2 separate regions of the Mus musculus genome follow, and region 2 is linked to region 1. The links are chromatin loops, found by intact Hi-C in ENCODE. Cell type or tissue: left cerebral cortex. All regions are shown on one strand. Each heading gives the region's core, and the rest is flanking DNA. Links, peaks and the distances in the headings are about the cores only.

Region 1 (7,547 bases), core at 2,661-5,160:
TGAGATTTGAACTCAGGACCTTCAGAAGAGTAGACAGTGCTCTTACCTATTGAGCCATTTCACAAGCCCTCAGCCTGCATTCTTATACAAACCACAACCACCTGCCCAGTGGTCCTATGCCACTGTTCCCATGGAGAACTGGACCCTCCCACATTAATTATTATAAAGAAAATGCCACACAGACTTGCCAAAGGCAGTACAATGGAGGTATTTTCTCATCTGAAGTTCCTCTTCCTAGGTAATTCTAGCCTGGGTCAAGTTGACTCTCCACCCAGCCAAAAAACACCAGGATATCAGATATGACTGTTTTACTAACATTTATAACACCACTTTCTGAAAGAAAGAACATGCATACAGGAAGCAGTGTTTAGATTGTTAAATGCCTGTGAAAAGGCAAGACCTTGGTAAGGGTAATATATCATTGCTTCACAACCTAGAGGTTACTGGCAACCTTGACTAGAGCTCATTTGACAGGATGCTGGGAGCAAAAACCTGAGAATGGTGGGGAAAATGAGAGATAAAATGGAAAAGAGCAATCATAAAAACCTCTTATTAAGCTGAAAAGAGAAAAAAAAAAAACAAAAAACAGAGGCATGATGGTGCACACCTTCAACCCCAGCCGTTTGGAGGCAGAAGAAGGTGTATCTCTGAGTTTAAGGACAGCCTTTCTACATAGTGTTCTAGGTCAGTCAGGACTACATAATGAGACTGTCTCTGGGGGGAAAAAAGAAAAGGATAAAAAGCAACAGGATACCAAGTTATTTCTTATATCCTAATGCACATATACAAAAACTAAAACCAAGACAAGCACTTCCCTTTCTGAAAATACTGACAAAACATTATTCAAGTTTGGTTGATTATTCACTACAAATAAACTGGTTTTAACATAATTGATTTTAACCAGGCAGATACTCACATTCAATGAGGGAAATGCCTGTGAATCACTGCTGCAATCCAAGTTTTCACTTTTTGTTGTCCAACAGTCAATGTTTTTGAAGTAAGCACAGACATCTGGATCAGCATGAAGTTCATGTCTTTGGGACAGCTCCTATTCAAGGTAAAATTCTAAGTTATAATTTACTCCTACATCTTTTTTCCTAGGTGATTAAAAAAAAAACCTTCATATCTAAAGAATACCAAGAATTAATTCAGTTCGGAATTATTTGAAAATATGCAGTAAAATGAGATACCAAAGAGAAAAAATATTAACTGTGATTCTAAGTATAATCGAGGTGACTATACCAGGTTAGCTGTTTCAGTGTGTTCACACACACGATCAAGTACAAGTATGATCTTACTGTGAGGAAAGAGATTAAGTTACTACTGTAGGTGAGCAGGCGGTGTATAATGTTAGTCCCAGAGCTTAAAGCACAAGAAATGGCTGTTCAAGACTAGCCTGGGACATGAAGAGACTCTGTACAATAAAAAACAAATAAAAATAAAAAAACAATAGCTGGGGTTAGTGGCTCTTTCTTTTAATCCCAGCACTTGGGAGGCAGAGGCAAGTGGATCTCTGTAAATTTGAGACCAGCCTGGTTTATAGAGACAGTTCCAGGACAGCTAAGGCTACAAAGAAAACCTGTCTTGAAAAAACAAAAACATGAAAACAACAACAACAACAAATTAAGTCATAATAGTCTATAAAACAAAGGAAAAGTAATGTGTTCATACTGTTGGCCAGAATTATAGAAAAGATAGAATAGGGCAGCTCATTCACAAAGGAAAGTGCTAAGAAATATAAAAGGAAACTGAAAATAGTAAAATCATCATTTGGCAGTTATTATAATAACAATTGACTCATAAAGCAAGATTCATAAAAGGCTGCTAAATTAAATGAATAAATATTTGATGAAAAAAAACAGGACATTTACATAACCCTAAAAATACTGTTCCACACACCAACAAAAAACAGTTAACTCATCAGTGGAGAGATCAACAAATACATCCTTTATCAACTGTTTAAGTTAACATCACCAAAGGACAACTCAATATTGTGTGGAATGCCTGCTAGCAGTGCCTACTTGGAATCTGATCGTGAAGCAGCAGAGATAGTCAAACTGAGGGACCTTTGCTCTAAATGAAAAGTCAGTACTAATAAAATGGAAACCCAACATTACTCAGGGTAGAAGTCAAGCATGCAACAGAGACGCTTCCTAAGCAATCGTGAGACTCCTCAAAGAGCTCCTTGCCAGAGGCCACAAGGAGCCTCTCACATCCATTCTCCACACAGCCTCTTTCTTCCTCAGATGTCTCCACTCTTCTCTCCTTGGAGACTGACTTGAACTCATGAAGTCTACTCATCCTCGTAAGGTTCTGGGTTCCTAGCCGCTCAGTTTGAATGATGTAAAATCTCAATTTCCTTCTCTTCTCTTCTCCCCTCCCCTCCCCTCCCCTTCTCTTCTCTTCCCCGAGACAGGGTTTCTCTGTGTAGCCCTGGCTGTCCTGGAACTCACTTTGTAGACCAGGCTGGCCTCGAACTCAGAAATCCACCTGCCTCTGCCTCCTGAGTGCTGGGATTAAAGGCGTGCGCCACCACCACCATGCTCAATTTCCTTCTCAAATGAAGGTGACTTATCAAAGCTCTTTACCAGTGTCTCCCACAAGCCTGATCCCTCACATGGAGATTACAAAGTTTAAGCACACACTTTCATTTATTGTCTAAGTTCTAAAATCAATTTAGAGCATTTCTAAAACCATAAGCTCCACTTGTAGCCTACTCAGCTGGTGCTATTAAGTCTTTGTATTTATAATTTCCCTTCACAGCTTTGTACACACGAAGACTTGTCTCACTTACCTCCTCCAGATCAGGGTAATCATTGTGACAGGTATGATACTTCAAATGCCACTCTATGGTAAACTTCACAGGTCCAGAACAACTGAACGACTTCACTAATCAGACAAAGAGTTTTATTGTACATTAATTACAGTCTAGTATAAACTTGAAGCTTCAAGAATGCTGTCTGAAACTGGCTGTTTTAATAGTAACATGAATAAAACATTACCTAATTTCTCTAAATCACTGCAAAATGAGATACATTCATTAAATTTTAACAGCTACCGGGGACTTTCTACAATATTATTCAAATATAAGTCCAATGTTGGAATCAACTAAGCATCCTGGCTTGTTAAGCAGCGGCTTCTTTTACTCACTCACACATCCAAAACACACTGAATGAATCCTCTGCTGTGTACCATGAAAGGACACAGTAGATAACAAGAACAGTTCCTCTTTATGAACTAAATTGTTGTGAGGAGTCCACAAGTGGGCGCTTTTAGAAGTCTAAGAGAACAGGGCGTCAAGGGGCACTGGGCACCTGACATGATCTAGGACTAAGGCATGTTACCTAAAAAAAAAAAAAGCTCGTCAAGTGAAGAGGAGAGTAGAGATGCAGGAAGCCTGTCTAAGTGTGAGCCCGACCAAGGATGACTGCCTAGATACAGTTAAACAGACCAAGCAGTCCGACCTTTAGTTTGAACACCGTAAAGCACCACCAAATGCTTTAAGTTCTAGGTGGTGTGATTAAGCCTGAAGGGGTTAGGCACCGTCAGAGAAAGCTCTTGTTGGAGTGTCTGATGCCACTACAGCTGGCTTCCCCAGAGCAAGAGCAGGGAAGGGGCGGAGAAGCCACACTATCTTCCTACAACGGTCTCAGATGTTGTAGAAAGAGCATCTCTGTAGAGCGACCGTGGTGGATGATGAGTACCAGAAGGCAAGGATCACTGAGCATCGTCGTAAAGGATGGTAATCCAAACCAAGCCCACAGATAAGGCTGACAGAATTTTAGAAAAAAACAAAACGGGCTGGTGAGATGGCTCAGTGGGTAAGAGTACCCGACTGCTCTTCCAAAGGTCCGGAATTCAAATCCCAGCAACCACATGGTGGCTCACAACCATCCAAAATGAGATCTGACGCCCTCTTCTGGTGTGTCTGAAGACAGCTACAGAGTACTTACATATAATAAATAAATCTAAAAAAAAAATATATTAAAAAAAACAAAACAAAACAAAACAAAACTATTTTTGCAAATAACTAAGTCTTAAATGAAACAAAATTCTAAAATGTTTGAACCAGTTTTTTTAAAAAAATTAGCTTAATGTATCTTACATTTGTTTAAATATATTTATTTATAATATATCAAAATTGAATATTAACATACTTACCAGAAAACTTGATCTCAGTAGAGTTAAACATAGTTTTCCTGAATACCAAAGGTCCTGATTTCTAAAGTGGAAAATATAGGAAAATCTTAATTAAAACTTTCTCTATTTTTTAAAACATAGTTTTATCTTCTAAATACAGCACTCTAGTCCTTATGATACTATCTGAGTAGATGATTTTATTGTAAAGCCCCATATTTAGTCTTTGAGTCAAGACATTTTAAAACATAAAACTGGGGCTAGAGAGATGGCTGGGTGGTTAAGAATGCCTACTGCCCTTGTAGAGAGCCTGAGTCCAGTTCCCAGTGCCCATAGCATAGAACTCCAGCTCTAGACGATATCCACTTCTGACCTCTACAAGTGCCTGCATTCACTCACGTACACATTCTTTCCTACCCTGTACAAAAATTAAAAATAAAAATCTTTAAAATATAAACTTGATCACATCTCTGGCTTAAAACTGTATCACTGTGTCTATTCACTAGTTGATGTAAGGATCAGAAGTAGTGGCCCTGCTTTTAAGTTTTAAGGATCATGAATTCAAGGCCAGTCTGGGTCACACAGTGAACTTTGTCTGGAATACAAAGACCTCCAAAAGTCTCAGTTGGGGCTTGGTGATACACAAGACAGAAGGGGTTTGACCACTACGGTTAGTGCTGCTTGGCCATAACACAAACTGCACATTCACAAGCTGTTCTCTTGGTATCACAGTGAAAGTACTTCCAATAAATAACATCTCTCCCCAGAATGACTTTGGGTTTTTTGTTTTGTTGTTTTGTTTTTCTTTTTTTTTTTTTTTTCCTTTTTTTTAAAATTAGGTATTTTCTTCATTTACATTTCCAATGCTATCCCAAAAGTCCCCCATGCCCTCCCCCCACTCTCCCCCCACCAACTCCCACTTTTTGGCCCTGGCGTTCCCCTGTACTTAGGCATATAAAGTTTGCAAGAGCAATCTCTTTCCACTGATGGCCGACTAGGCCATCTTCTGATACATATGCAGCTAGAGACCAGAATGACTTTGTTTACCACTGTACTTACAGCAGTCTAAAATCCAGGAGACCCCACACAGTCAGAGCCTGCTCACCTCCCAGCAATGCTTCACTCCTGCAAAACTCCTGCTGCTAGGACCTTAGCCGGCAATCTGAAAGCTGCAACACCTCTCTTGCTTTTCCTCCGCCTACCTAGCTTCCCCTTACCTCAAGAACCAGCTCAAAATCTCCTTCCTTGGCTGGGAGTATGTCGCTTACTAGAGAGTCTGTTTACCACACTACAGGCCCTGGGTGTGCTCCCCAGTGACCCCAAACCTCCTTTATGCAGTCTCTAGCAGCCACTGTGGTTCACAACACTAACCATGATTGAAGTCAAACAGTTCTTCCCAAGAATAAAAACCCTGCAGGAAGGAACCATGCTAAGTGAAAGAGCAGTTAGGCATTACAGAGCACCAACAGGACAGACCACTCTTTCTCCTTCCCTGCAGTTTCCGAAATATAAACTCAGCAGCTCAGATCCCTCCTCTGGTCTCCGTATGCATACACCCGTGGATGCGCTCAACGGCACACTACATACACTAACTGCAGTAGCAGGCACACTCCTCTCTGCTCCCACCAAGTCTTACCCTGAAGCCTTCAGTCAGCCAAGCTTCCCTTCCATCCCGAGCTCCAGCACATGCCTAGTTACTGCACATCTTCCCACGCGTAGCTCTCTCCACACCTACCAATATGGCTGTACTGCAGCCCCTCAACATTCGCTTTGACCCCAATGGTAGAACTGGTTCTTCTGCCTCCAGACCTGCACCTTCAATCTATCCTTAGATGGCAGCCAGAATAATTAGCAATTCTGCCAAAACCCCTGTAATGGCGCTCTGCTATTTGCACCTAAAACTAACTGATGATCACAGAGTATACTCAAACCCAAAAGCCATAATAAGCATTATAAAAAAAAAAATCAAAATCAAAATAAAAAATTCTGAGTTTAGGTGACATAATAAACATTTGGTTCCAGCTTCTCTTAAAAGGAGACTTGGCAATTTTGTGCCTAGGAACCATAGTGCTTCCTTCCCTGAAGCCAAATGGCAGGAGCTGTAAAAGAGCTAGCTTCAAAGTTTCCTTCTTGAGGAAGAGGGAAGCCTAAAGCTTAAGAAGCTTACATGGCTGACAAGGGTCCTCCCTGAAGTTACAAACCAAGACAACAATTACTGTGGTGGAGTAGCTGCCTACAAGCTGTTGGCAGAACGTCAGTGACATAGCTTTTGGTTCTTACCCATGCCAGGGACACCCTTGTTCTTAAAAGTCACCCCAATGTACTCACTGGTTCACTGAGCTGAACTTCGAAGGACTTTCATCTGTTGCTGAGCTATTAGAAATGGTCTCAGAGAGAAAGTCACATAACAGGTACCAATATCAAGAGAGACATGCTGTCCAAGCTCAGCTCACTTCTGACATGATCTGTCTCAGCCTTATAAGTCCTGGAGTTTAAGGCTGAAGTCTAGTGGGAGAGGCCTATGGTGACCTTAGTCCCCCACCTTCCAGAACCTGATTCAACAAACACAACAAGATTTCCCCACACTGCTACTGTCCCACTCCTTACAAAGAAAATTCCTATTAATCTTTTCAGACTAGCTATACATCTCCACAAATCAGAGTCAGGCCAGCTCCATCAGTACTTGAATAATAATATCCCAAGCGTGCTATATGGTATATATAAGTATCTACTCATAAATATATTACCCCTGATATTGTGTGAGCTCCTTGAGAGAAAGGATTGTACCTAAAATTCATCTTTGCAGGAGGAATAATCAATCTAGCAAATGGCATATGGAGATGCTCAAACTATTTGTTAATTTTTATAGCTAAAAGAACCTTTTTTTTCCTTCTGATGAATTCATAAATGAAAGTCTTTTTTTTTTTTTTTTTTTTTAAGACAGGGTTTCTCTGTGTAGCCCTGGCTGTCCTGGAACACATTCTGTAGTCCAGGCTGGCCTCGAACTCAGAAATCCACCTGCCTCTGCCTCCCAAGCGCTGGGATTAAAGGCATGCGCCACCACTGCCCCGCATAAATGAAAGTCTTATTCTCCATGTTCTAAAAGACAAATTCTGACAACTTATTCTAAGAAAAAAAATAATCAGCCTGCTTTTTGCAAAGCTGACACTGCTGGCTTGAGCTACACAGGAAATAAACTCAGTCTGACCAAAGCATAACTACAGTCAAAAAACACACTTCTCTGCTTGTCAAAAGAACCTGCCATTCTTCCCAGTGGGATTCTTACTATCTGAAGTACGCTTGACAAAGATCTTTTGGTACATGCTCAAGCAACAGTTTTCATGGAGCTGATTCACAATGCTCTTATTTTGAGTTTGGAAACCGGCTTAACTGCATTCACTAAAAAAGCA
Region 2 (7,547 bases), core at 1,998-4,497, 200 kb after region 1:
AGCCAACAAGGATGGGTAAAGAAATGTTAGCTGTAAGAATTCTTTAGTATTTTGTGACTTTTTGAATTATTTTCTTTCAATTAAGTACCTGCATTTAATGAACGCTCATAGTCACATTTTTGTCACTACACATGGTGTGACTCCTTGCTTCTCTTTAAGATTGAATCACTTTTCTTTAACTGAGCTTCTGCCTTTATTTTTTTTAATATTGTATTTTTAATTATATGTTTGTGTGTGTGTATATGTTTGTCTTTGTTAGGGTTTATGCAAATGAGTACTGGTGCCTGTTTGATCCCCTGGAGCTTGGGTTACACCCAGTTGTGAGCTACCCAACAAACTGGCGGAGAGCCAAACCTGGGTCCTTTGGAAGAGCAGCTCAAACTCTTAAGCAATGAGCCATCTCTCCAGTCACTGGCACTGCATTTTAGTAGTTGTTTTATTTTTACATTGTCATATGTTTTCTATAATATTGATATTTATAACATCCTGCAATGTTGGGTTTATCCCCAAGTTTCTAATGTTAATATATGAATATTCATCTTTGAATTTTGATTTATCAAGTAATAAAATACTTCATTGTCCTCCCTCTGTACTATTTTAGGGTAAACCTTGCTTATTCCTGGGTTGTTTTAACATTTGTAGAATGGCTTCTGCTTTGAATAGTAGTCAATCTGGAAGTGATGTAAGGACTAACTGTGAAGAGATGTGTTCCCCACCAAGAATATTTTGCTTATCATGGCATCTTACCAGTGTACCTTGTTATAGAACCCCACTCTTCCACCCCAAGCATGCCTTGAAGATATGTCCAGGAAACTAACAGCGTCTCTCCCACTGAATTTGCTCTGCAGGTACTCTTTGAGCACATCCAACTCATCCATTGCTGCCCTTCTCTGCGCCCTTTACCCACATTTCCCAGCCCACAGCACTGACAACCGGTGAGTCTCATGCATTGCTAAGCCTGTTTCCTGAGGTCTGCTTTACTTTCATGGACTATTGCTTTGATTTTGTACTTAGCTCCATAGCTAAATCTTTTAAATGTATCTTTCAAAGTATTAGACTAGAAGAAAATTCTGGATGTTTGATGCCTGATCATTCTCACATCGGTCAAGCTGTTGTAAATCCAGGTGTAAGCCAGATAGAGTTATCTTTAGGTATAAATTAACCATACAAACTTTAGGGAAGTATAAAAAAACATACCTTTTTTCTGTTACAGTTATTTAATTCCAAGAAAAAAACTTAATCTCAATTAGTGACCATGTGAGTTCTTTCTTTTACACAATTACTGTGAGGTTTTGTGTAAATGACATCAAAGAGGAACAAAAATAGAGACCTATAAAAAGTAAAACAAACAATTTAGAAGTAGCAGGAAGCAACAGTTTGAAGTTATATAACGTGAGCATTGTAGAGCACAGAGTGACTAACATCTCCTTTTCTAGGGCAGTGTCCAGAATGAGGGACTTTTCTTGTGTATCAGGAAAGGGAAGAAAATAGTTCCTGATAAATGACATTGTAGGAGGCCAGCACTGTACTTACTCCAATCAGTTGTCTGTCCAAAAGTCAGCAGCATTCTTTGTCTAAATGAGTAGTAAAATGTCAGGAGCCCTTAAAGCCATGCATGACTTTGCTCTCTAGTATCAAGTATAACGGATGACAAGAAATGCCTGCTCTGCAAAAGTGTCTGATGTGAAATCCAACCTCTGTCAAGTGGGGCCCAGAACATTGTTAATTTCCTCCAGCTCTGACCTGCGGCCTCCATCCTTTCATTTAGAATGTTTCAGTGAGTTGTTAGAGTCAGTTACGGTCATTGCAGGGGAGTGTTGGATATGTGATGAGTTGAATTTCTCCCTTCTATCCTCCCTCCCTCCTTTTCTCCCTATCTTTCTCCCTCTCTTCCTTCCTTCATTCCCAAGGTTTTAATGTGTATTCAAAGTTTGCATGGAACTAGTATGTGACATAGGCTGCGTTTGAACCTGTGATCTACTTCAACCTCCCAAGTGTTGAGATTATAGGCACATGCTGCTATATGCAATTTGGTGATAATTATACAGAACCTTTATGTAGGTTTGAGAGTGTAGTATAGTGGCAGAGTGCCTGCTTAGCACATGAAAGGCCCAGTATTCAGTGCCCAGGATCTACTTGTCCTCTCTTTCCTGGCACTGGAGGAGTTATAGGTCTTTGGTTCTGGGGATCCAAACTCAAGTCTTCATACTTAAACCATGTACATTTTACCACCCCACTGAGTCATCTCCTCAGCCCTGTTTTTTTGTTTTGTTTTGTTTTTTTTTTTAAATTGTAATCTCATTTCATTACTTTTTAATGGGATCTAAAACTTACCTAAATTTAAAAATTTAGTTAAAAATTTTAATATGAAGACTCAAAAGCAAATATACACACATTGGCAGTCTCGCCCATCAGTGTTCTACTAGGTGTTTCAGTTGTTTGTGTACATAGAGAGCATTGTTCTCTGAAGAGAACCAGCTGGCGTCCTTTCTTCCCTACTAACCCTGAGGAAAGTACAGCAGCTACAGCATATTCCGGGAAGGGGCCGGGAGGTGTCTTGTGTGAGCGCCGAGGACGGGTGACTAGGACTGTTGCTTTACAGCCGTGCTTAGGCCATCATTAGTAAATACTTTCCATGAGGACAGTTGTTACTTTCTTGAGAAATTTTTTACCTGTGAACTCAGATAATTCTTGGATCAAAGATTACAGAAGTAGTTTCTTAGGATTTCTCAGTACCCTTTAGTGTCTGCAAATGGTTCAGTAGAGAAAGGTGCTTGCCTACCAGCCTGATGGCCTGAGTTTAATCCCTAATACCCACAATGTGGAAGGAGATAATGAATTCCTTAAAAGCTGTCCTGTGACCTCTGCATACATGTATCACATGCATACACACACTAAACAATATAATAAAAAATTTTAACTAGAATTTCTCTGTACTTTTAATTGAATTTGTCATCTTCATTTCAGATTCTGCTTAGGAAAATATTTACCACCCCATCTTTGTGTAGCCTGTGAGCAGTGGCGGTTGTCAGGCTCCTTCATGTCACTGGTCTCTTCACTTCTCTGGTTTTTGTGCACAGGTATCATCTCCAGGCCCTTCGGCACCTCTATGTGCTAGCTGCAGAACCAAGGCTCCTGGTACCTGTGGATGTGGATACAAACACACCCTGCTATGCCCTTATAGAAGTTACTTACAAGGTAACTAACTTTCCCTGTCATCTTTGCAGGTCAGATTATTTTAAAAGCATTTTAGCAAAAGGTGACGACACTAAGTTGAACAGTCATAAAACCCTAAGTTTCCTAAGTTGCTGCTCATTGCCAGAGCGGCTCACTCTCGTATTTTTGTGTAATTTTTGGCATTATCAGCTGTTCCTTTGTCCCTAGAGCTGATCATTGGAAAGTGTTCCTGGTAACTTTATGTGGCTAATTGTAGTGGTCTACAAAGTGAGTTTGGTTTATAATGATTCTTAAAGTTTGAGTTTATTGAACATTCAAAATTCGCAAATTTTGTATTTGTGTATCCTAAATTTGTTTATCTTTCACTGGGATTCATACATAGATTATAAATCATGTAGTCTGCACCACATTAATAAATACTTATGTTTATCAAAATGTGCTACACTTTGAGATATGAAAGTGCGATGACGATGTCATTCCTGAAGGAAATGAGTGGCTAGGCGTGAGGGCAGTGCTGGTAGTGTGAGACTTAGAGGGCTATATGGAGAACTCTTATCTAGCTGAAGAGTTTTGGGCAACTGTCACAGAGCAAACTAGGCTGACAAATGGGGCTTGGGTATGAACCCATGCTGTAGAAGCACAGCCCGTCAGCGTTGCTGCTCAGTGAAGGGTAAGCCACCAAGGTGTGGAGGGTGATGAATGCTCTGTAATAGAATGTGGGCTTGAGTATTAGGGATTAGCTGCAGCTCAGCTCTAGAATACTTGCCTGGCATGCACCAGGCCTTGGACTCAGTGTAGCTTGGACTGCTAAGCAAAGACTGCTTGAGGAGTTGTATTGTTTCATAATTACATGCAGACCGTGAGCAAGGGGAGACACAGAGTGACCATTTGGCCCATGCTGGCTCTGTTTTACCTTTGTAAAGGGCACTCAGTGGTATGAACAGACCAAAGAAGAACTGATGGCTCCAACCCTTCTTCCAGAACTTCATCTTTTAAAGCAGGTAAGTTGGTGTGGCTTTGGAGGTTTACCCAGGGCGCATATTGAGACAGAATTGCATATCTGTAAAGGTCTTCCCATTTAAGAAAAAAGAACTACAGGAGGAATATTCATGAAGGGCAGAAGAAGTCTTATGTTAGAGGTTTTTATTGATAGTCCGTGTCCTTTCAAACATGGTTCGAATGCCTTTTGGATGGTTCACAAGCAATTGGATCTCGTTAACTTATAGGTGGCTCATTGCAGTGAGTCACTATTCCCTCAAAGAATTGTGCTCAGTTTGCCAGCTTTGAGTTACGATGTTTACAATTGTCCCTGCAGATGAAAGTTAAAGGGCCAAGATACTGGGAACTGCTCATAGATTTAAGCAAGGGAGAACAGCACTTGAGGTAAGTATGCTGAGTTCACACTTAGCCTTTCCAGCAGGGCAGAGACGTCTACAGGGAGGTGGGTTCTGGAGCGCTGTCTGGGTGGTGTTATTACTCTCTGGTCTCATGCATGACAGCACGCATGGTATGTTGAACAATGTGGTCTGTATCTTAGAAGTGGGATTTGTTTTAAAATGTAAACGTTTTATTTTGAAAGTCAAACGGTAAATGTTTACACAAGTTCATTGAGAAACTAAAACTGACTCAGATAGTAATGGGTACAGTAAGATTTAGTGTAAAGGGGACTGTTTATAGCATCTGATGTCTGTCAGACATCTCCTGTTGCTTCTTTGTACTGTTGTGTTGTTACAACTAACATAAGGCTATGGGAGGTTCCTTTCAGGTAGAATAAACTATATCCAAATAATTACTTAGCATGTAATTATTTATACATTAGAAAGTATGTAAATTGTTTAAATTTACAGAAAGTTTTGACAAGCATGTAAAAGTTTCATAGTCTGGTTCCAGTTATATCTTCTTTTCTTTTTTCCAATTTTTTATTAGATATTTTCTTCATTTACATTTCAAATGCTAGTTATATCTTCTTAGTGTCTAGTAGCTAATTTCTATTTAGTCTGTATTAGATTAATTAGCATTTCCTTTCTACTGCAGAACAGTTACTATATCTTTACTACTTTCAGTGTCGTAGACATAGTGCTAGGGACACGGGAGTCAGCAGTGTTAGGTAAGACCTGGAGAAACTCAGTCCTGAGCAGGTGGAATTCCTTCTCACTGAACGAGGTCATGAATCTGGACATCACAGAAAAGTGGGGGGGCATCCTACCCTCACTTATGTGCACTCAGTCATTTTGTGTAGAGTTAGTAATCCTGCCAGAGAATGGGGACAACTTTCTCCCCTGTAAAAGTGGCACTGGAAAACACCAAGTTCAGCAGAGAATTATTAATAATACCGCCCATAAAACCATCTTTTTTCCTTTCTTCCAGGTCTATTCTTTCGAAGGATGGAGTTTTATATGTAAAGCTCAGGGCAGGACAGCTCTCCTACAAAGAAGACCCAATGGGGTGGCAGAGTTTGTTGGCACAAACTGTTGCTAATAGGAACTCTGAAGCCCGGGCTTTCAAGGTAGTGTTGCGTTTCACTAGTGTCTTCTCTGATAGATTGTAAAGCTGAATGGACCGTGGTTTCTCTTGCTTTCTTATGTGACACCTACAATAAAATAGGGATGGCGCTGGACGGTAGTGGCACACGCCTTTAATCCCAGTACTTGGGAGGCAGAGGCAGACAGATTTCTGAGTTCGAGGCCTGCCTGGTCTACAAAGTGAGTTCCAAGACAGCCAGGGCTATACAGAGAAACCCTATCTCGAAAAAACAAAACAAAAAACCAAAACAAAATAAAAAAATAGGGATGGCATGCTAGTATTCTGTGTAAGACTTGTGTTTAGCACCACCTATAAAAAACCACCACACTACAAGCAAGATTTGGGTTATTTTACTTAACTAGTCCCTCAAAGAGAGAAAGAATTTGTAATTTAGCACTAGTGTTTCAGTGTGTTGACCAGGTTGGCATCACCTCTTCTGGCTCCCCTTGGCTTTCTGTTTTGCAGTGTGGGAGATTGAACCCGGTACTTTATGTATGCCAGCATTAAATGTTCTATTACTCAGCAATAACCCAGGCCTGACCTCATAGTGTGTGATTTCCTTGTCTCAGACTCCTGAGTGCTGGGATTATAGGCAAACACCACCATGCTTGGCTGTACAACATTAGAGGGAAAACCCAGTTTTAAACCACATTTGTTTCTTTATAAAGGAAATGATGAGAACTTGAGTCTTGCTTTTTAGTTTACTATTTCCTAGTACTCAGCTACAGTACTGTTTAAAATGAAAAAAAAAAAACCAAACCAAACCAAAACAAAACAAAAACAAACCAGTTAAAGCATGAGTTAAAGCTCACTACTGTGCATATTCTGTGTTCTGGAATTCATTTCCGTCATTAAGAATGTGTTCTGTAATACATCTAGCTTTAAACTTAGGAATTTAATCTCAGTTTTAAGAGTTCAGGGCCAGATGTGTGTTGAGGAGCCTCTGAGTACCTGGGTCTCAGGCCATAAGCAAAGATGTGTTAGCTCAGCAGCCAAGGAACAGCCACAGATTCCCCGTTTTTTGTTTTTTGTTTTTTTGTTTGCTTGTTTGTTTTTTTTGTTTTTGTTTTTGTTTTTCGAGACAGGGTTTCTCTGTATAGCCCTGGCTGAACTGGAACTCACTCTGCAGACCAGGCTGGCCTCGAACTCAGAAATTCGCCTGCCTCTGCCTCCCCAGTGCTGGGATTAAAGGCGAGATTCCTGTTCTTTATTCCTGAGTAAGAAGGTAACAGTTCTGAATTGGTCAGTTGATGTTAACCCTTTCTCACGGTTATCAGGGTGTAAATGTATAAAAGTTCCAGACTTGATGTCAAGTGTGGATTGTTGCTGAAATATTTTGAAGATTTTTTTTTTTTTTTTTGGTTGTTGCTTTTATTTTTGGCTTAAGTTAGCACTATTTCTTCTAAAAATTAGAGCCTATATGAAAAGTGAATCCAATTTATAGGTAAGTTTGAGCTTAATTTTGAATATTGAAAGTATATAAAAATGAAAGGACAGCTTAGTGTCTTGCCTTCTGGGAGTTCAGAACTAAAATAGGAACCAAAACTGAAGTACTCCATTTTCAGTTTCGAATAGTAAGTGCTGTAATGAATGTTTTTCCTACTAAATTTTCTTATTGTAGTAAAATACACAGAAAATAAAATTAGTACCTTAGCTGTTTATAAATATGAAATGTTTTTAAATATGTAGCTATCACTAGAACAATTACAACTTGAAAACTTAAGCTGTCCCTCTTAACACTAATTCCTCAACTAGCTCCATGTAGCTGCCCACTTTGTCTTTTTGTCTGTGTGATTCCAGTTCCTCTAAGGACCTCATACATGAAGGAGCATAGTAATTGTCCTGTT

Evidence for each region. A loop is a pair of places that touch in the nucleus more often than their neighbours do. Peaks named below come from ENCODE experiments on the same cell type or tissue, not always from the same donor. Only the 100,000 strongest peaks of a DNase experiment are listed, where the experiment ranks them.
Region 2: it touches region 1 in a loop (3-fold over the local background); 2 of 42 quality-filtered maps call a loop at or near these places.

What each region holds. Positions count from the first base shown.
Region 1 is chr2:128,819,758-128,827,304 of GRCm38, reverse strand. It overlaps Tmem87b (transmembrane protein 87B), which reads right to left. Exons shown (of 19, transcript NM_001355629.1): 2 at 4,162-4,222; 3 at 2,795-2,889; 4 at 917-1,048. Among named protein-coding and RNA genes, the nearest start is that of Tmem87b, 5.2 kb to the right of the region's middle. In left cerebral cortex, for the core only: a CTCF peak has its summit at 3,923 (motif pointing left); no DNase peak of the experiment used is centred there.
Region 2 is chr2:128,620,509-128,628,055 of GRCm38, reverse strand. Anapc1 (anaphase promoting complex subunit 1) reads left to right here. Exons shown (of 48, transcript NM_008569.2): 39 at 849-935; 40 at 3,081-3,198; 41 at 4,101-4,178; 42 at 4,493-4,560; 43 at 5,545-5,683. Among named protein-coding and RNA genes, the nearest start is that of Gm39929, 19 kb to the right of the region's middle. In left cerebral cortex, for the core only: no CTCF peak of the experiment used is centred there; no DNase peak of the experiment used is centred there.